Linked DNA regions of Mus musculus: region 1 is linked to region 2. The links are chromatin loops, found by intact Hi-C in ENCODE. Cell type or tissue: heart. All regions are shown on one strand. Links, peaks and the distances in the headings refer to the core of each region. The heading gives the core; the rest is flanking DNA.

Region 1 (10,258 bases), core at 736-8,735, 60 kb after region 2:
GAGAGAGAGAGAGAGAGAGGAAGGAAGGAAGGAAGGAAGAAAGAAAGACAGAAAGACAGACAGACAGACAGACAGACAGACAGACAGACAGACAGACAGACAGACCTGAGAGAAGCAGCCTAAGGGAGGAAAGATTTATTTTGGCTCACCTTTTAGGAGTCTCGGGGCTCTTTGTTTCCAAGCCTATGGTGAGGTTGAGCACTGTAGGGAGTGGAAGTTACCCGTGGTTAAGCTAAGCAGCTGGTCCCACCTCAGACAAAGAAAGGGCAAGATGTAGCCCCAGGGGATTGATGCCTTTCAATTAGGCTTTGCCTTCTCCATCTAAGTCACCTGCTAAAAGCCCATCAAATTAGAAACCCCTCCCTTCATCCATAAATTTGTGGACTAAATCCTCTGCTAAGAATGAGGGACTGTTGAGTGCTCTGCCCTAAGCAGAATGACCTGGCTAGTTTTATATCAACTCAACAAGCTAGAGTCCTCTGAAAGAAGGAAACCTCATTCGAGAAAATGACTCTGTAAGATCCTTGTGTATGGCAGTGGTGGGCCATGCCTTTAATCCCAGCACTTGGGAGGCAAAGGCAGGCGGATTTCTGAGGCCAGCCTGGTCTACTCAAAAAAAAAAAAAAAAAGGTCCAAATGTAGGGCATTTTCTTAGTTACTGATTGATGGGTGGGCCCAGCTCATTGTGGATGGTGTTGTCCCTGAGCTGATGATCCTGGTTGTCTGGTTCCAAAGAAACTCTGGACAAGTGGCTATCTATGGTGACTATTAGCACAGCAAAGCTCATGCTGGCCTCCCAGTTCAGCAGTACCTGAGGCCCTTGTCAGCTCTTCTCACCCCACCCCTACTCTAAATTTCTCCAGTAGATGGGCTTCCCTTCCGCTAGCTTCTTGTTCCTATATAACCTTGTCATTTTGACCCTGCAAGCACTTGGTTCTCTTGTGTCTTCCTCTCTCGGTCCCCATCTTGCCACTCTCTCATGGTCTCCTTTGCCCACACCCTGCCTCCTTCTCTGGCTCCTTGCCCCTCTTCCCATGGCCGAGTACTTTCTATCTTTGCTCTGGACTCTTTCAGAAGCCTCTGGCTGTACTCTCCCTCATATCTACAATATAAGCATTCCCCTCAACCATCTCTTGGAGCAGGCCTGTCCTCACTTTATACATCAGATGCCCAAACCCTCAGTTTATACACAACATAAGAAAGCAGGCTGAGCAAGCTCTGGTGAGCAAGCCAGTAAGCAGCACCCCTCTATGGCCTCTCCATCAGCTCCTGCCTCCAGGTTCCTACCCTGTTTGAGTTCCTGTCCTGGCTTCCTTTAGTGATGATCTACAAAGTAGACGTGTACGGCAAATAAACCCTTTCTTCCCTAACTTGCTTTTTGGTCAAGGAGTTTTATGCTAGCAATAAAAACCTTAACTAAGATACAGGGCATCTATGCTACCCCCTCTGAGGTTAGGGAATGTCATAGAAAGGGGAGTATCAAGAACATAAGAGCTGGAGGTTGGAAGGGAGTATTGTGAAATATACTATGTACATGATATGGCTATTGCACCTATGAACTTAGAGCAACACTGTCTACCTGCATAAGACTGGGCTCATGGACACTCCATCGTGAGTGGAAAAGGTGGTCATAGGTTCCACACCTTGATGAGAAGCTATAGGCACAGAAAGGTTGCTATGCTGGTTTGAATGAGAATAGTCCACGCAGACTCTTATGTTTGAATGCTTGGTTCCCCAGTTGGTGGAGCTGTGTGGTGAGGATTGGAAGCTGTGGCCTTGTTGGAGGAGGACTCTTTCTGTGAGTGGACTTTGAGGTTTCAAAAGCCCATGCCATTCCCAGGTAGCCCCCTTCCTTCTATCTCTCTCTGTCCCTCTCTGTGTGTCTCTGTGCATCTGTCTGTCCGTCTGCCTGCCTGCCTGCCTGCCTGTCTCTTCCTCCCTCTCTTGCTTGTGGATCTAAGTAAGCTCTTAGCTACTGCTCCAGTGCCGTGCCTGTTGCCAACTTCCCAGTATGAGGGCCATGGACTAACCCTCTGGACCTATGAGCACCAATTTAAATGCTTGCTTGCTTTTATAAATTGCCTCGATCATGGTGTCTCTTCACAGTATTAGAAAAGTAACTGAGATTGTTACTGAAAGAGAGGGAGTCATATTCTTCAGTGGTGCAATCTTAATTAAATACAGTGGGTGTCGGGCAGTGGTGGCGCATGCCTTTAATCTCAACACTTGGGAGGCAGAGGCAGGCAGATTTCTGAGTTCAAGGCCAGCCTGGTCTAAAAACCAATACACACACACACACATATATATTGTGGGCTACATACATATACAAATAGATATGAAGCCAGATGGTGGTAGTGCATGCTTTTAATCCCAATACTAGGGAGTCAGAGGCAGGTGAGTCTCTGAGTTTGAGGCTAGAATGGTTACACATAGAGTTCCAGGACAGCCAGGGCTACATAGAGAAAGAGAAACCCTGTCTTGAAATATCTACTGCACCCCCCAAAAAAGACATAAGAGCAGGATGGTGCTTATTGGAGGGAGAAAAAGGAAATGGATGAGAGGAGAATTGGAGAAGTATGATAAGATACATTATATGCATATGAAATTGTGAAATAAACAGGTTTTCTAAAAAGTCAGAACCCGCATGATTCATCACTTCTTCAAAGCCATACCTTTGCACATGGATGGGTATATTGGAGAGCAAACCTTCAATGTGTAACTGTTTGGGACACTCCTTGTTTAAGCCATAACACTTATGTAAGAAGCAGAGATGGGTTCTGGGTTTAGATGCGCGCCTCATGCCTGAGATATCTCATTCTATCTTTGTGCCTTTTCTAGAATGTGCAAGAACTCAGAAACAATTCTAGTTGAAAGCATTTTGGATAAGGGACACTCAGTCTGTATTTGTTACCACAGAAGTGTGCATCAGGTTTAATGGATAGAGAAGAGGGCAGGCAGGTTTCTCTGGCTATGGTAAGACGGCTTTATGGAGGAGGTAGCTTTTGAGTTGAGCAATGAAGGTGGTGACTGCCCTGTAGAACAACAGGACAGAGGGATACAGGAGCAGTTCATCCCTGAAGACAGAATACCATCCTGATACAGGCAAGGACTCATGGCATAAGATGGATGGGTGCTAGAGAGATGGCTCAGTGGCTGAGAGTACTTGTTCTTGCAGAGGATCACAGTTTGATCTCCAGTACCCATGTAGTGACACACAATTATCTGTAATTCCAGTTCCAGGTGATCAAATGCCCTCTTCTGACTTCTTCAGGCATCAGGCACACATGTAGTACACAGATATATGTAAGCGAAACACACATAAAATAAATGCATCTATGAAAACAAAGAGGAGGAAACAACAGGGAAACTTCCAGAAGACTGACGACTTGTGGGATCCTTAAGTGTATTTTTTTTTCTACAAATCCCAAGAGATTAATTACCCAACACACATTCTTACTGTTTTATTCGGAGTGTGGCCTTCCTGAACTACTGAAGTCATTTTTACAGATGTGACTCGGTGAAGACTTGGGTGAGCAGACACACAATGATTTCCATGCACACAGACAATTGCCCCTTTGTGGTTGGTTTGGAAACCCTACTCTCTGTTTTGCGAAATTAACACTTGCAATTCAGGCTTATGTGATCACAGAGTGAGACCATGGAGATTATGTAAGTGGCCCCTTTAGTTTTATAGCCAGAGATTCCTAGATCTAGAAAGTGGCTTCTTCGGTTAGTGTTAGTACATTGCCCGCACAGTCAGAGGGAGCATCCGAGAAAGAGTTTGAGTGTTACTGTCACAGGCTTAGCTGTGACCCTCCAAAGTTTATGTGCTGAAGCCCTAAGCCCTGGCACCCTGGGATCTGAGCAGATCTGGAGTTATGAGGTCATTAGAGTAGGTTTTAACCCAGTCCGATAGCCACACATGATGAGGAATCAGAACTGATAAGCACGGAAGGAGGCCCGTGTGAAAACCAAGGGAAAACATGGTCTCCATCTGCCAAAGAGAGATCTCAGAAGCCGATCACACCAACGTACACTGTCTCCTCAACTGTGAGGAGCCGGTTTGCATTGCGTGAGCCACTGAGTGTGCAGCAGGTTGCTATGGCAGCCCCAGCAGGGTGAGACCAGAGCTCTAACAGCAAAGGTTCCTGCTCCTGTAGCTGTTTGGCAGCCTGCACAGGGCTGCCTGCTGATGGGCTGTGCAGCCATTCTCTGCATGTCCTTGGCTGCTGGGGGAGGGGTGGAAACTGTGTGGCTGGTGAGTATGACCTTTGACATAGCAAGCCTCTTATCTTCACAGAGACTATTCTTGGAATGACTATTAGCCTGGACTGTCTGTACAATTTACAGCCTCACTCAGGCAATCTGGAAGGCCAGTTCAGTGATGTTTATAATTGACAATAACAATGCTGGTGATTTAATTGGTATACAATGCCTGTCCTATTACAGGTTCATTCCTGTGTCATAACTCCCCATCCCGGTCATAGTTTTTATTGTGGACAAAGAATATAGTAATGGACTCACTATTGCATTCTTTGCTGTTAAGAAAACAAATCCTCATTAGCTCATGAGACACGAAACATTATCAGCAGCAATCTAACAGTCTCCCTGCTCCTGCACCCACACAGGGTCATGTAATTGGGGTTCCCCAGTCTCGTAGCCAGGCTCCCTGTTGACGCACTGCCATCTGGTGGAGCTGGGCCTGTGGCTCAGCTTTTGCAGTTAGATGCTGCCTGTGTCTTGACATATGTTTGTTCCTCCTCCCCATTGATTTTCTGACAGCTGTCCAGATCCAAGGGGAGAGCACTACCAAGGCTTGAACCTCTGTAAAATGCTGAGGAAGACACAGTTTTTCTCTACTTCCCAAATTAATGGTATCCTCCACTGGCTACCCTTTCCTTCTATGAAGGAAAGCTAGTTCCACACCCCCAGCACACACTTTTTTCCTCATCCCAAGGTTGCTCTTATTTGTCTAGATTCTGGTATTTTCCTTGTTGCTCTTTTTTTGAGACAGTCTCTCTATGTCACTCTGGCCCTTCTGGAATTCTCTTTGTGGCTCAGGCTGGCCTTGAACTCACAAAGATCCTCTATACCACCTCTATATACTACACCCAGTTAGAGCTGCTTATAAATTGCTTCTGGAACTCCTCTTTCATTTGATTATAAAACAACTTTTAGGGTCATTAAAAATAAGCAACTTGAATACCAGTTGTGAAAAGACTTGGGATTAGGAAAACAAAATCAGGAAGACCAGGGCAAATTTAGTAAGTTGGACTCAGAAGGCCCAGCTCCTGGATCCCACAATATTTTCAGGGACTCTTTAAATGCTAAAGTAAACATATCCCCCAAGTTTTAGGTAAAAGAAAATAAGCCTTTATACTAGGTCAAATGTTTAATTCCATTTTAATACTTTTTTTGTTTGTTTTTGTTTTTCTAGACAGGGTTTCTCTGTATAGCCCCTGGCTGTCCTGGAACTCACTTTGTATACCAGGCTAGCCTTGAACTCAGAAATCAGCCTGCCCCATTTTAATACTTTAAAAATAACTTTTAGCTGACCATAATGGCACATGCCTACAATCCTAGCACTCCAGAGACTGAGACAGAAGATCATGAGTTCAAGGCCAGGATAAGCTACAAAGAAAACTCCAGGCAAATCCAGCAAGATTCTATCTCAAGGAAGCAACAAAGTAATAAGTAAATAAGTTGAATCGTATTATAATTCTTCATATCGTTTTAGATTTATTTTTATTTTGTAACAGACCTCCAGGCCATATCAAAAGTGACACCAGGATGGAAGTACTACTCACACCGTGGGACCCAGCATGTAGGTAGCAACACCTGCCAAAAACAAAACAAAATCAAAAAGCAAGAACAAGAACAAAGACCTAATCTATCAAAGTTCTAAATGCAGTAACCTTGCCTTTCAACTTCTGTAGCTTGGCTTCTGACTGTTCTTGCTATGTGAGGTTTGTCAACTCAGGATATGGGTTTTGTGCTTAAAAGCTTACCCTGAGAGAGGCTCTGGACTGCACTTGGGTCTGGAACCACCAGTGTGGTCACCGGCTGGCTAATAAAGATTTTCTATGGTGGATACCTGACAAAATTGTGTGTGTGTGTGTGTGTGTGTGTGTGTGTGTGTTCAGGTGTCTGTAGAAGCCAGAAGAGGGCACTGGATCCACTGATCTGGAAGCACAGATGGCCAGATGGCTGTGAACCATCCGGTGTAGGTTCTGGGCACTGAACTTGAGTCCTTTGGGAGAGAAGCGTGCACTTTTAATTGCTGTACTCTCTTCAGTCTCCAGTACTTTCATGGAGAAGTTCATTAGGTCAAATTTCTCATGATCTGAAAAATCTATAGTGCAAACCTATAAAAGAGACCCATTTTTGTTTTATTTTGTTTTTATTTTTTCCAGATAGGAGCTTTCTTATCTCCTTTCCAGCTCTGGCTGCCCTGGAATCAGCTCTATAGATCAAGCTGGCGTATAACTCAAAGAGATCCGCCTGCCTCTACCTCCCGAGTGCTGGGATTAAAGGTGTGCACCACCACGGGCCCATGGACAAAGGAGAATGTTTTTGTTTCTGAGTAGAATTGCGATGATGTTTGACTGAATACCTCAGAAAGCCAGAAAGAAATTGCATGATGGCTCAGATTATTTTTTATTTACTTTTATTTAATTGTGCATCAATATTTTACCTGTACATATGCCTGTGTGAGGGTGTCAGATCCCCTGGAGTTGGAGTTACAGATAATTGTGCGCTGACATTTGGGTGCTGGGAATTGAACCTGGGTCCAAAAGAAAGATCTTTAGGGAAATCAGTTATACATGAAAACTCAACATGGACCCACGGACAGAAGGGAATAGTTTCTAAGTGGGACTGAAGTGATGTTTGATTAAACACACCAGGAAAGAGAGCAATGGCGTGATGGTTTTAGCTCAGACTTCTTCCAAATTTTCAAAGAAGAAATAATATCTTATTTATTTATTATTCCACAAAATAGAAACAGAAGAAACATTGCCAAACTCATTCTAGGAGGCCACAGTCACCCTGATACCTAAACCACACGAAGACTCAACAGAGAAAAAGAACTTCAGACCAATTTCCCTTATGAACATTGATGCAAAAATACTCAACAGACTACTTACAAACTCAATCCCAAAACACATCAAAAGCATCATCCATCATGATCAAGTAGTCTTCATGCCAAAAATGGGTCAATATATGAAAATCCATCAATGTAAGCCAACATATAAACAAACAAACAAACAAAACACACGATCATCTCCTTAGTTGCTGAACAAGCCTTTAATAGAATCCCACACCCCTTCATGTTAAAAGTCTTGGAGAGATCAGGGATACAAGGGCTATACCTTAACACAATAAAAGCAATATACAGCATGCTAATAGCCAACATCAAATTAAATGGAGAGAAACTTAAAGCAATCCCACTAAAATCAGGGACAAGACAAGGCTGCCCACTCTCTCCCTATCTATTCAATATAGTACTTGAAGTTCTAGCTAGAGCAATAAGACAACTAAAGAATACGGATTGGAAAGGAAGAAGTCACGGTAATCACTATGTGTGGATGATATGATAGTATATATTAGTGACTCTAAAAATTCTACCAGAGAACTATAGCTGATAAACACCTTCAGCAAAGTGGCCAGATAAAAAATTAACTCAAACAAATCAGTAGCTTTCCTTTATACAAATGATAAATGGGCCAAGAAAGAGATTGGGGAAAAAACACCCTTCACAATAGCCACAAATAGTATAAAATATCTTGGTGTAACTCTAACCAAACAAGTTAAAGACCTGTGTGACAAGAACTTCAAATCTCTGAAGAAAGAAATTGAGGAAGCTACCAGAAGATGGAAAGATCTTGGATTTGAAGTAGGATTAACATAGTAAAAATGGCCATCTTACCAAAAGCAATCTACAGGTTCAGCACAATTTACATCAAAACTCCAAATTCAATTTTTTTACAGACTTCTAAAGAGTAATTCTTAACTTTTTATGAAACAAACAAAAAACCCAGAATATATAAAACAATCTTGTACAAAAACAAACAAACAAACAAACAAACAAACAAACAAACCTCCTGGAGGTATCACCATCCCTGATTTCAAGCTATAGGACAGAGCAATAGTAATAAGAACCACTTAGTATTGGAATAAAAACAGACAGGTAGATCAATGGAATAGAATCAAAGACCTAGAAATAAACCCATACACCAATAGACAGTTGCTTTTTGACAAAGAAGGCAGAATCATACAATGGAAAAAATGAAAACATCTTTGACAAATAGTGCTGGTCTAACTGGATGTCTGCATGTGGAAGAATGCAAATAGAACCATATTTATCACCCTGCACAAAACTCAAGTCCGGGTGGACCAAAAACTTCAACATAAAACCAGGTATACTAAATTGAATACAAGAGAAAGTGGAGAACTACCTTGAACACATTGTTACAGGAGACAACTTATTGAGCAGAATATTAGTAGCTCAGGCACTAAGAGCAATAATTAATTAATGGGACCTCATGAAACTTAAAAGCTTCTGTAAAGCAAAGGACACCATCAATAGGACAAAATGTCTACAGAATGAGAAAAGATCTTCACCAGTCCTATAGCTGACAAACAACTAATATCCAAAATATATAAAGACTCAAGAAATTAGACATCGACAAATCAAATAACCCAATTTAAAAAATGGGGTTGGGAGTACATAGATCTCTTGTACTGTATGAAAGCATCACTGGTCAATAAAATGTTGTTGGCCTGAGCTGGGCAGTAGTGGCACATGCCTTTAATCCCAGCACTTGGGAGGCAGAAACAGGCGGATTTCTGAGTTCATGGCCAGCCTGGTCTACAGAGTGAGTTCGAGGACAGCCAGGGCTACACAGCGAAAAAAAAACAAAAACAAAAATGTTCTTGGCCTACTAGCTTAGGCAGGAAATAGGGAGGTAGAAGTTCTGGTACAGAGAAAAGATTCTGGGAGATAGTGAGGCACAGCAGATTCACCCCAGACACAGATGAAGACAGTCATATGAAACTGAGGGCCAGGTAACCATGCGGCTTGACTTAGAATAGAAAAAAATAGGTAATTAAGTCATGAACTAGTCAGGGAACAAACAAAGCTTTTGGTCTAGGCATTTATTCACTAAAGAATAAGCCTCAGTTGTCATTTCTGGGAACAAAGTAGACAGGTGGAAAACCACAAGGGGGATTTAAATACAATGGGGTAAAGAACGAAACAGATTTCTCAACAGAGGGATAGCTAAAGACCAAGAAGCATTTAAAGAAATATTTAATATCCTTAGTCATCAGAGACATGAAAATCAAAATGACTCTGAGATTCCATCTTACGTCCATCAGAATGACTAAGATCAAGAATTCAAGTGACAGGCTGGTGAGATGGCTCAGTGGTTAAGAGCACTGACTGCTCTTCCAAAGGTCCTGAGTTCAAATCCCAGCAACCACATGGTGGCTCACAACCATCTGTAATGAGATCTGACTCCCTCTTCTGGAGTGTCTGAAGACAGTGCTACAGTGTACTTACATATAATAATAAATAAATAAATCTTAAAAAAAAAAAAAAAGAATTCAGCCGGGCGTGGTGGCGCACGCCTTTAATCCCAGCACTTGGGAGGCAGAGGCAGGCAAATTTCTGAGTTCGAGGCTAGCCTGGTCTACAGAGTGAGTTCCAGGACAGCCAGGGCTACACAGAGAAACCCTGTCTCAAAAAACCAAAACCAAAAAAAAAAAAAAAAAAAAAAAAGAATTCAAGTGACAGCACATACTGGCAAGGATGTGGAGCAAGGGGAACACTTCTTGACTGCTAGTAAGAGTACAAACTTGTACAAGCACTTTGGAAATCAGTTTGATAGTTTCTCAGAAAAATTGGGAATAGCTCTACCTAAAGACTACTCCTGTGTATATACCCAAAAGATGTTCCACAAGTACACTTATTCAACTATGTTCATAGCTGCTGTACTTTTAATAGACAGAAGCTGGAACCAACTTAGATGCCCCTTAACTGAAGAATGGATAAAGAAAATATGGTACATTTACACAATGAAATATTGCTCATCTATTAACAACAAAGACATTATGGAATTTTCAGACAAATTGATAGAACTAGAATATATCATACTGAGTGAGGCTACTCAGACCCAGTAACATGCATGGTATGTTCTCACTTATAAGTGGACATTAGCCATCAAGTAAGAATAACTATGCTACAATTCACACACCC
Region 2 (10,258 bases), core at 837-8,836:
AGCTCCTATGAAATGATACCTAAGGCTGACCTCTGCCCACCATACACACAGACACACCTACACAAACATATACATCTATAAATGCATACAAACACAAACTTTGTTTCTTAGAGTGCTAGGGATCAAACCCTGGGCCTTCAACTGCTAGGCAAACACACTATCTTACATATGTAATATCCTTATGGCTTACATACTCTTACTTGTAAAATTCTTGAATATTCCCTGTCTCAAAAAAAAAAATTCTTGAATACTTTGAATACTCTAAAGAAACCCAAAGTCAAGCCAGGCGTGGTGGCGCACACCTTTAATCCCAGCACTCGGGGGCAGAGGCAGGCAGATTTCTGAGTTCGAGGCCAGCCTGATCTACAAAGTGAGCTCCAGGACAGCCAGGGCTACACAGAGAAACCCTGTCTCAAAAAACAAAACAAAACAAAACAAAACAAACAAAAACAAAGTCTCAACTCACTTAACTTTTCTGAGAATAACAAAAAATTCTTAAAAGTCCAAAGATAGTTTTTGCATAAGACTCTCCTCAAAAATATGTATCAGAAGAGCTTAGACCTAGAAGAAATCTAACACTTCCTGTTCTTTATCTATATTGTGTAAATCACTTTTAAAATATTTTTCAAAAGCTAGGGATGGAACTCAAAGATAGAGTGTTTATTTGCCTAGCATGCATTGGATCCCCCGGGTTCAACTCCTTGTACAACAAGAAAAGTCAGATTAATAAAACACTGTGGCAGGCCTCCTTAGCAGGTGAGGAAGAATGGTATTCAACACTGTGTGTATTAACAGTGCTCTCTTCCTCATGACAGCTTTCACAAAGCATTGCCACATGCTTTCTGTCACCTGACCCTTCACAACTGTATAAAGGCAGTACACGCTTTCCCACACATAGTTCATATTCTTAAAAACAAAAATTCTGAAATGACAATTGTGCCCCAGGAAAGTAGGATGCTATTGTGTTGGTCAGTTTTGTTTTGCCAAATTGACATAAAATCACCTGGCAAGAAGGAGTGCCTCTATCGGCTACCCCACGGGCATGTCTGTGAGGCCATTTTCCTAAGTAATGTCTTACAAACAATGCCACCACCAGGCATGTAGTCCTGGTTTGGTTATAAGAAGAAGGACAAGCCACGGGGAACAAGGCAGCAAGCAGCATTCCTCCCACTATCTTCTTCAGTCCCTGCTACCCTGTTCCTGCGATGGCTTCCCTCAGTTTTGGACTATAAGCTGGAAGAAGCCCTTTCCTCTCCAAGTTTATTTTGAGTCATGTTTTATCACAGCAACAGAAAAGTAACTAGAACAGAACTATAGCCATGGCCTATCTTCAAGTCCACTTGCCTCTTGACTGCTTCCATGGATACCAGATTACATGTTCATTGGTTAAACCCTTAAAATTCTCATGGATGCTAGTCTTAGCCTTTAAAGATGCTATGTTTAGTCATTTTCTTTTGCTACTGTCTTATGAAGAAAAACATCTGCTAGTCCCTGACATTTATTAAATTCATCTATAAGAAACAGTGAGTCTATATATACTATGCAGATAATATGCCCAGTCAGTTTAGAAAGAGAATATTCTGATGGAAAACCCATCTGATGGAGATGGAGCTCAGATGGTACAGTGCTGGCCTAGCATGCACAAAGCACCATATAAATGGGGTCTAGTGATCTAAACATTAATCAGAAAGTGGAATCAGAATTTGATGGTTGTCCACTGCTACAGATCAACGTTGAGGCCAAGCTAGAATCTCCAAGACCTTGCCCTAAGAAATGAAGGAAAAAGTCACCCAAAGAGGAAAAGGCAACAATAAAAACATCTTCAATATAAAAGCAAAAGAAACAACGAATTAGAAAGAAGTGGAAACGAATTCGTTGCCATTAACGTCTCAGCCCAACTGTGGCTAAGCTTCTGGTGACTGAAAAATAATGTGGGGTTGGGAAAGGGAAATAAAAGGAACATAACTACTACTGGAACTCAACCCGACATCAAAGGCTCTAATGACAGCTGAGCCTGCCTTGCTGGTTCTTAGCCTCTCCCTCGGAAACAAAACTGTTATATAACTGACCACGGTTCTCCAACTAACACTTCCTCTCTGTCCCACATACGTTGTTGCCCCCACCCCCACCCCGTGTCACCCTGCCCCCATCTCCATGGGCAGGATCATAAGCAATCTAGGCTGCCACCATAGCTCCAGCTGGACAAGCCTCTGTCCAAAGTGCTGCTTTATTCCAGAGACTGCCACACAGAGCACGATAAGAACGGATTAACTGGCTTAAGCACAGTTCCAACCTCACTTCTGGTCCTGAGGAGCAGCTCCACCATAGCTATCTTTAGGATGAATCAGATTCCAGACATCCCTGCTAATGGGAATCACATCACATCAGCATCCCTCATCTTTACAAACAACCCGATGAACAAGAACATTCAGCAAGAGGGTTGAACTCTTGAGGCTGTGCTGTGGCAACTGCTGCTCCTGATGCCTTCCCACTCAAGGCCAAGGAACAAATGTAGACGTCAGTTCATTCAATAATGAAAAAAATGCATTCACCAACCACAAGCATCATTACTCAAAAATATTCCCACAAACCCAGTCACTGAATCAAACTAAGCAGTTTGTGGACTTCAAGGGCCAGTTACGACAAGCACCGTTTGCCTTTTCTTCTTCCAATAGAAACACACAAATAATGGCAGTGTTTACATAAGCAACCAATGTATCAGAAAAGTTCTGCCCATTCAGATGCACTTAAAAGGTCTCAATCTGCGCCAAATAAAACTCTGAAAGAATGGAAAATAAAAGAGATGCTGACAACAGTGCCACGGCCCAGCTATCCATGTAGCATCATGCAGTGCCTCGAGCAGTTTACAGCTTGACTGTAGTTCTGCATACGATCAAGATTATAATTATCCCAATTCTATTTCCTAAAGGATAACTAGGAGACCATCCCAAGCATCCCGAGATGGGCCTCCTCCTCCCACCACTTTCTCTAAGTCTCAACTGCAGGTAAGGATCTAAAGGATCCAGACTAAAGCTAAGAAATCAGGTCTGATTTTCTCCCTCCAGTGTCCTCTACGCCAGGCACGAAACCTTTAACATAAATATTTACTCTAGTCAACAAAATGGGTAACGCAGTACGCGGGAGGTGACGAGGGAAGCCAGGGGGAAGAGAGAGGCACTAAGTCATCACTAATGTCCAACTGAAACAGCAACTTCAACCAATTAGAATAAGAGGAGAAACTCCACTGGAGTCCCAGGGAGCGGAGACCGCTGGCTCCGCTGCCCCTACCCGCGCCGGGGTTCCTCCGGGAGCAGCCGGGTCCCCGTGGAGGGGCGCAGTTGCCGGACTCGGCCTCGGGCGGGAAGCGTCGCAGCAGGCCCGGAGGCCGTCGGAACGCCCAGTTCGCCGAGGGATGCTAGCGAGAGGTGGCGGGCACGCAGTTCTGTCGCCCCGGGAGGCGGGAGAGACCCGAGATGCCCCCAAGAGCATCCTATCGCAACGTGCACGCCCAGAAGCACCGGTGCCGGCCAAGCTAGGAGGCCCCGCAGCCCTGCCCGCCGCGCGGCCCACGTCAGCGGCGCCCCCGGCCAGCCCGCCCGCCCGCCCGCGCCTTACCGAGCCCCGCGGCCCCGCCGCGCCGCCGCGGCGTCGCTTCGCGCCGCTCTCCGCTCCGTGTCTGCCCTCCGCGGGCTGGGCCCGCCGTCCTCGTCCGCCGCCGCCGCGCCTAGCGCCGGGCCGCCCAGGGCCGCCGCGGGGGCTCGGCCGGGCGCCCCCCGCGCCAGCGCCTCATCCCGCCTCGCCGCCCCGTCAGGCGCGGGGGCGCCGGCTGCGGGCCGCGGCCTTGGGTCTGCACCTCAGGCAAGCGGCGCGCTCCCCTTCCGCGGCCGTCACGACCCCCGGGCCGCCGCCGCCGCCGCCGCGCGCTGCAGAGCCCCCTCGCCCGCACGCCTCGGGTCGCCCCCGCCCCGCTGGTCCGCGCCCGCTTGGCCTCCGCCTCCAGCGCTCCGCCTCCTCTGCACCCGCGACGCCCGCAGCGGGAGAAGAGGCGCGCCACCGCGGCCGCGGGCACGAGCACGCGCGAGGAGGGCGCAAGGAGCGCGCGCACGGCCGCCTCGCGCGCATCGAGGCCTCGCCTGCTGTTGTCCCGGGAAAGCATGTGCACGGCGGGGGGCGCGGCTGGGGGCCACTTGGAGAGGAAGAGGGGAGCCGAGTGGCCGCCCTGGGGCTTGCACTTTGGCTGTCCTCCCCTCGGCCTCTGTGTCCTGGTGGGGGGGCAAAGATTCCAGAGCCGCCGCAGGAAAAGGCATCGTCCGAGACTACGGCAGTGGCTTCTCTCCTCCCACTGCTGACCCTACAATCCTGTCCCTGCACCCGGGAGGGAAGGGGTCGTTGCCGCTAGGCAGGAGATCCTCCGCCCGTGCTCTCTGCTTGCTTGGAGGCTAGAATGAACTCGCACCGCTTATATTTTGGAATTGAGGGGCAGGGTGCCTGAGAGTTCCCTCAGTTAGCTTCTTCATCCAGAGTTCTGGACCAGCAAATTCAAAGTGGTGTAGCTGAGGAGAAGGGCAAGAAAGGGTGAAAGAGTAGGGAACTTGAAGGTGCGTGGTAAGAGACGGATACAGAGGGACTCCCTAGGAATCCCCTGACTGGATGCCATTGCCCTTGATTCTTCCATGGTTCTTTTGTTCCGCCTCCGAAGGCTGAACAGCACTTCCACCTGCAACGACCATCAGAATGACAAAATGCAGGAGAGATAGCTGGATAGTCTGATTTTCCTCTACCGCAGCTTCCATCATCCCCCTCTCCCCCTTTTAATCTATATACCTTTTAGTCCTTCTGACTCGTTCCATATCGAAATGTTGGGGGCAAGGGGAGCAGTTAACCTACGTAACTTGCTTTTATGTTTAAGCCTATTAATGCCAAATACTGCATCATCTAATGTCACTGCAGTGATTGGGTCCACTCAGCATTTAGTCATTTCAGTGGGAGTCATTGAATGTAAAACATGGCCTTGACCGCAATTAGCTGAATTTCAAGGGCACACACAAACCAGGATTTTACCACATCCTGGGGAGAAATTAGAGAGTGTACAGTAATGAACATGTATGGTAATTCCATTTTCCTGACAGTGTCAGTAGAACCAACGTTACTTTAGGGTAAATAGCCTACATGTTTTCTAGCATAGAACCAGGAAAGCTGTGGAATGTGAATGGCAGAGACACAGACTAGGATGGGAAACATCAAGAAGCCATGTTTGGTAGATGAACCTCAGCCCTCTACTGGAAGAAGGATCTTAGGGGTCTTCTTGAAGAGAAGGTAAACAAGGAACTCTGAAAACCTGAAATTGAATTTTCTTTCTTTTTACCAAATCCAAACTTCCCCTTTGGGTCCCAGTGAGCAATGTCTACCCGAGGCACAAGAATGAATCCAGTAACTTGTGTTGGTCTGGGGAATGGTGAGCATGAAATGTGACTCTCCTGTGATACCCGAGGCAGTCAAGAGAGGAAGAAGAACTGGGTCACCACAGGAGGCCAGTTTTGCCCAAGGGCATGGTATATTGACTACTCTCAGCTCATATCCTCCGGAGTCCATCTGCATTCCAGTCAGAAAGCCTTCATGTCCTAAAGTCTTACATAAAACCCTGAAATACTGACTGTTTGATGATTAGATGAATCCAGGGTTAGGCTTCGGTGATAGATAAAGGAGATAGGTAGGGTTTAGGAGATAGATAGATAGATAGATAGATAGATAGATAGATAGATAGATATGTATATATAGTGTTTTAAATCCTCTTAAGTCTTTTGGGAACTATATTTTTATTTGTATTTTATCTAGTTTGAAGAAAGAATGGATTCCGGGGTTTCTGAGAGGTACAGGCAAGTCCAGGGATTCTGATCCTCCTTTGTCTGTTGCGAGCCTTGCTCCCTCCCGCTGGAAAGAATCCTCCGAATGACCTCTGTGTCAGTGCTTATCAGTGCTAAGCCTGCGTATTAACCCAAGGCTTGACCACTGGGCAGTTCTGTTCACATCTGACCTTGGTATTCTATATACTTCCAGTAATCAAGTACCTCGGTCTTCCTGATATCCTCAGCGACTAAATTTATAAATCACAAAAATTGCAACATTCCCTAAAAATAAGAATTAAAAAAGAAAAAGAAAAAGTCTATCCAACTATAAAACAAAGCTAAGTGATAGGATTTGCTTTCTATGTGTGACTTGCTTCGGTATTTACAAGGAAAGAGGAATGCACACCCCACCCCAAGCTGTTGGATGCCTCAGGCTGGCCTCCTCGCTCAGCCTTGGCACTGTCATCTTCCAGGAGGTGGCATCTGGGCTCCCTCCCTGCATCTCAGATCTGTTGCATTGCAGTCCTCTCAGGGCTGAGAAGCAGAGTCACAGTGCAGACAAGAAAAGCCAGCCAAAGAGCAGCCTCACAGATGACTGTAACACTTGCCTAACCTTGAGTTGTAGAGAAGGAGAGAAAGGAGCTTATTTAAATCCCAAAACTGAATACTCAACAGCTGGCTTGAGACAAGCAAGTTGTTAAGAGTGGGCCAAGCTTAATAGAGAATTTTCCCAAGCTGACAAATGACATTGCTTTGTGTATTTATTTTTCTGACCAAGAGACCAGCTCCATATTACATTCCCATTCTAAAAGGGGGAGAGCAACAAAGGAAGTTTGGTTGTTGTTGTTGTTGTTGTTGAACACTTGTTATCTTCTGAGCGTGGTGACCCACGCCTTTATAATCACAGCCCTTGGAAGGCAGAGGCCAACAGATCTCTGAGTTTGAAGTCAATCTGGTCTATAGATGGAGTTCCAGGACAGCCAGAGATACACAAAGAACACCCATCTTGAAAAACAAGCAAACAAACAAAAAGATTTGCTAACTGAAGCATTTCTCCTAGCCATTGGGAGACATTTTAAGGACTTACGGTGTCCTCTTCATTGGGGTTTGACAAATCTGGGTGCACTTGAAATGATAAGCTTTTCATCTTCTCACCCATCACTTTTCTCCCACAAAGCGGTTTTTCTTTCTTTTTTAAAACCATGACACCAGCTGCACCTGTCTGCATGTTTGCTTTTGAATCATTCAAGTCCTTTGTCATCCCTCTGTCCTCTAGTAGTCTGAATGTTGACTTCAGAGCTCTGACCTTGGGCTTTTCCTATTCTTTATCTACACTCCCATCCTGGGCAGTCTCCAGCTTCAGGCTTTAAATAGAATTCCATGCATTGACTCTGACCTCTCCCAGAGCTCCAGACTTATATATGCAGCTGACTCCCAGACATCTATGCTTGGATAGTTCAAAATTGATGTATCTGAAACAGAACATTTTTTAAAGACAGGGTCTCTCTGTGTAACTCAAATGCAAACTCATTATGTAACTCAGGCTAGCCTGGAACTCGCTATCCTTCTGCTCCTTGAGTCCTGGGTTTACAGGTATGTGCCACCATGATGTTCAGCTTCTCTCTCTCTCTCTCTCTCTCTCTCTCTCTCTCTCTCTCTCTCTTTCTTTCTCTCCCTCTCTCTGTCTCTGTCTCTCTCTCTGTATGTGTGTGTATCTCTCTGTCTCGTGTGTGTGTGTGTGTGTGTGTGTGTGTGTGTCTGTGTGTGTGTGTGTGTGTGTGTGTGTGTGAAGGCCCAGGGATCAAACCCAAGATCTTACATATCTTACACATACTGCTAGACAAACATTTACTATTACCCAGCTACATTTCCGGTCCTAAAAGAAAATTATAATCTACATAATCCCTTCCTGCTTAGCCATCCACATCCAGGAAGAGTCTTGAGATCGCTCTACCCAGTGAGCTTTCACTCTTTCTTCCCAAGGGCTAGTCTCAATACAGCCAACAGAGTATGCGGTTGTTTGTTTGCTTGTTTGTTTGTTTCCAGACAAGGTTTCTTTGTGTAAGCTTGGTTGTCCTGGTACTAGCTCTGTAGACCAGGCTAGCCACAAACTCACAGAGATTCCCCTGCCGGACTTAAAGGCATGCACCACCACCACCATCAGGCTGAGAATGTCTTTCAAATGGTTAACTTTCCTTGCTTGGAGCCTTCCAGGGCTCCCTGCTTCTAACCACACTACTGGTGAAACCGGAAGCTCTTCCTCCAGCCTTTCCAATCCCTAAGCCCCGCCCACCTATCCATTCTTTACCTTTGTCATTCTCTTGGCACCGACCTCACCTCTGCCTCCCACTATTCCTCAAGGCAGCCTCGTTTTCCTGGCTTTTAAAGTTTCTGTCTCCTCTGGCCTCCCGTCCTTCCTTTCACAAAGCACTCATCACTGTGCCGCTGTTGTGTGAAACCGATACTTTTTTTTTAAATCTCTTTCATTAAAATGTAAGGAGTTCAAGGGCAGCGGCTTTGTTTCTGTACCACTGTGTCCATATTGATAAATGGTACTAACAGGAAACAAGGGAAAAAACTAACTCGCTTATCTATTGTTACTTGTTACTATGTAGGATTGCGAACGGGAACAACTTCAGATTACAAAATTAAATATTTTGCAAAGCAAAGCAAGTATCTGGAGAGTCTTAAAAAATAGTTTAGCAAAGGGAGTGGGGTGTCTTCCTCTGTTTCTTTCCACCTTATTTTTTGAGACAGGGTCTCCTGCTCAACTTGAACCTTACTGTATGGCTAGACTGAACAGACAGCAAACTCCTGGGACCAGCCTGTCTCCAACACTAAGTTTATAGACACATGACGTCATACTTGGCTTTTGTTGGTTTTGTTTCATGTATATGTGTGTATGGTGTATGTGTATGTGTGCTCATGTGTGCACGTATGTGGAGGCTCAAGGTTAATGCTAGGAACCTCCCTCTGTCACACTTTCATGTTGTTCTATGAGGTGAAGTCTCTCAAGCAGATGAAAAGGGCATCTCTACAGGGAGTCTCTCTCACTAGCCAGCTTGCCTCCTGGATCCCCTGCCACCACTCTCAGGAGGACCTGCCATTTAAATGGGTCCTGGGAGTCTGAAGTCTAGTCCTTTGGCTTGTATTGCCAGCACTCTCACTGCTGAGCCGTCTCCCCAGCCCATGCCTAGCTTTTTAACATGGGTGCTGGGGATCTGAAATAAGGTCTTCTTGCTTTTATAGTGAGCACTCTTACCACTGAGCCATCCAGAGTCCCACAATTAGATTTTATTTGTTGAAATTTAAAGACACAGAATTAATTAAAGCCAAATTATAAGCAGTGATTTCTCGTTCCAAATGAAAATGATCATGATATGGAGGAGAAATGCAGAAATTTTTCATTTTGTGTCCTATGCTACCTCATACATTTGTACAAATCACTTAGATTCTCTCGCTCGCTCCATCTGTGAAATGGGCCTGAACATTTTCTTGAGATGACCATCATAATGGTAGAAGAATTCAATAACTGTGAAAATGCTTTGGAAGAAAGAAAATTTGAGAAAAAAACATATTTTTTTAAAACAGAAAGAAAATCTGGAAACAATGACTCTTGTAGTTCTAACTGTTTTTGTCTTATCTGAAGGATAAGGAAGAGGGCTGGAGAGATGTGTCAGCAACTGAGAACACTGGCTACTTTTCAAGAGAATCTGGCCTTGATTAGCAGCACCCATATAGCTGCCTCTAACCATCTGTAACACCAGGTTCAGGAAATCCTCTGCCTCTCCTGGCCTCCTCAGGCACCAGGCAAACATGCAAGACATAGGCATACATGCAGACAAAACACCCCATACACATAAAATAAAGAAATTAAAGTAAAAAGAATAAAGAACATTGAAATAGCTGACTTTATACTCTGTTTTAGAAATCAGCATCTTTAAAGGTATCAGAAAAAAACAAAACAAAACAAAAACCAAAAAAACAATAACAACAACAACAACAACAAAACCAGCTTTCTGAGATAGCTATGTGGTCCATATAATAAAAGGTTAACTAGCCTCCTCTCTATCCCATCCTTCGCTCCCTGTGTGGCCATGTTAAGAGGCATTTTCTGTGATGTCTTTACTTGTCTCAGACTTGCGGGCTTAGGTCATCCTCTTGCCTCAGGCCTCCCTCATAGCTTGGATGACAACTGTGTACCCCCATGCCTGGCTGTTGGAACAATGGAGAGGTGAGGGCTAGTGGAAGTTTGTTAGGCTACAGGGGCCTGCCCTTTGAAGGGATTAAGTTCATTCTCCTAGAACCCTGCTCTCTCAAGAGCAGTTATGACCAAAGAGTTAATGTGATTCCTCTTTGGTCTCTGGCTTCCTTTTTCACTATGTGATCTCTCTTGGTCACATATACTCCAG

The links. Peaks named below come from ENCODE experiments on the same cell type or tissue, not always from the same donor. Only the 100,000 strongest peaks of a DNase experiment are listed, where the experiment ranks them.
Region 1: it touches region 2 in a loop (2.6-fold over the local background); 11 of 42 quality-filtered maps call a loop at or near these places.

Annotation. Positions count from the first base shown.
Region 1 is chr9:31,966,390-31,976,647 of GRCm38, reverse strand. No RefSeq gene overlaps it. Among named protein-coding and RNA genes, the nearest start is that of Barx2, 58 kb to the right of the region's middle. In heart, for the core only: no CTCF peak of the experiment used is centred there; DNase peaks (open chromatin) are centred at 4,207 and 4,667; H3K4me3 peaks cover 1,079 bases; H3K27ac peaks cover 2,495 bases.
Region 2 is chr9:32,026,090-32,036,347 of GRCm38, reverse strand. Arhgap32 (Rho GTPase activating protein 32) reads right to left here and starts at 4,045. Exons shown (of 23, transcript NM_001370958.1): 1 at 3,616-4,045. In heart, for the core only: no CTCF peak of the experiment used is centred there; DNase peaks (open chromatin) are centred at 2,217, 3,377, 4,057 and 6,407; H3K4me3 peaks cover 3,237 bases; H3K27ac peaks cover 5,005 bases.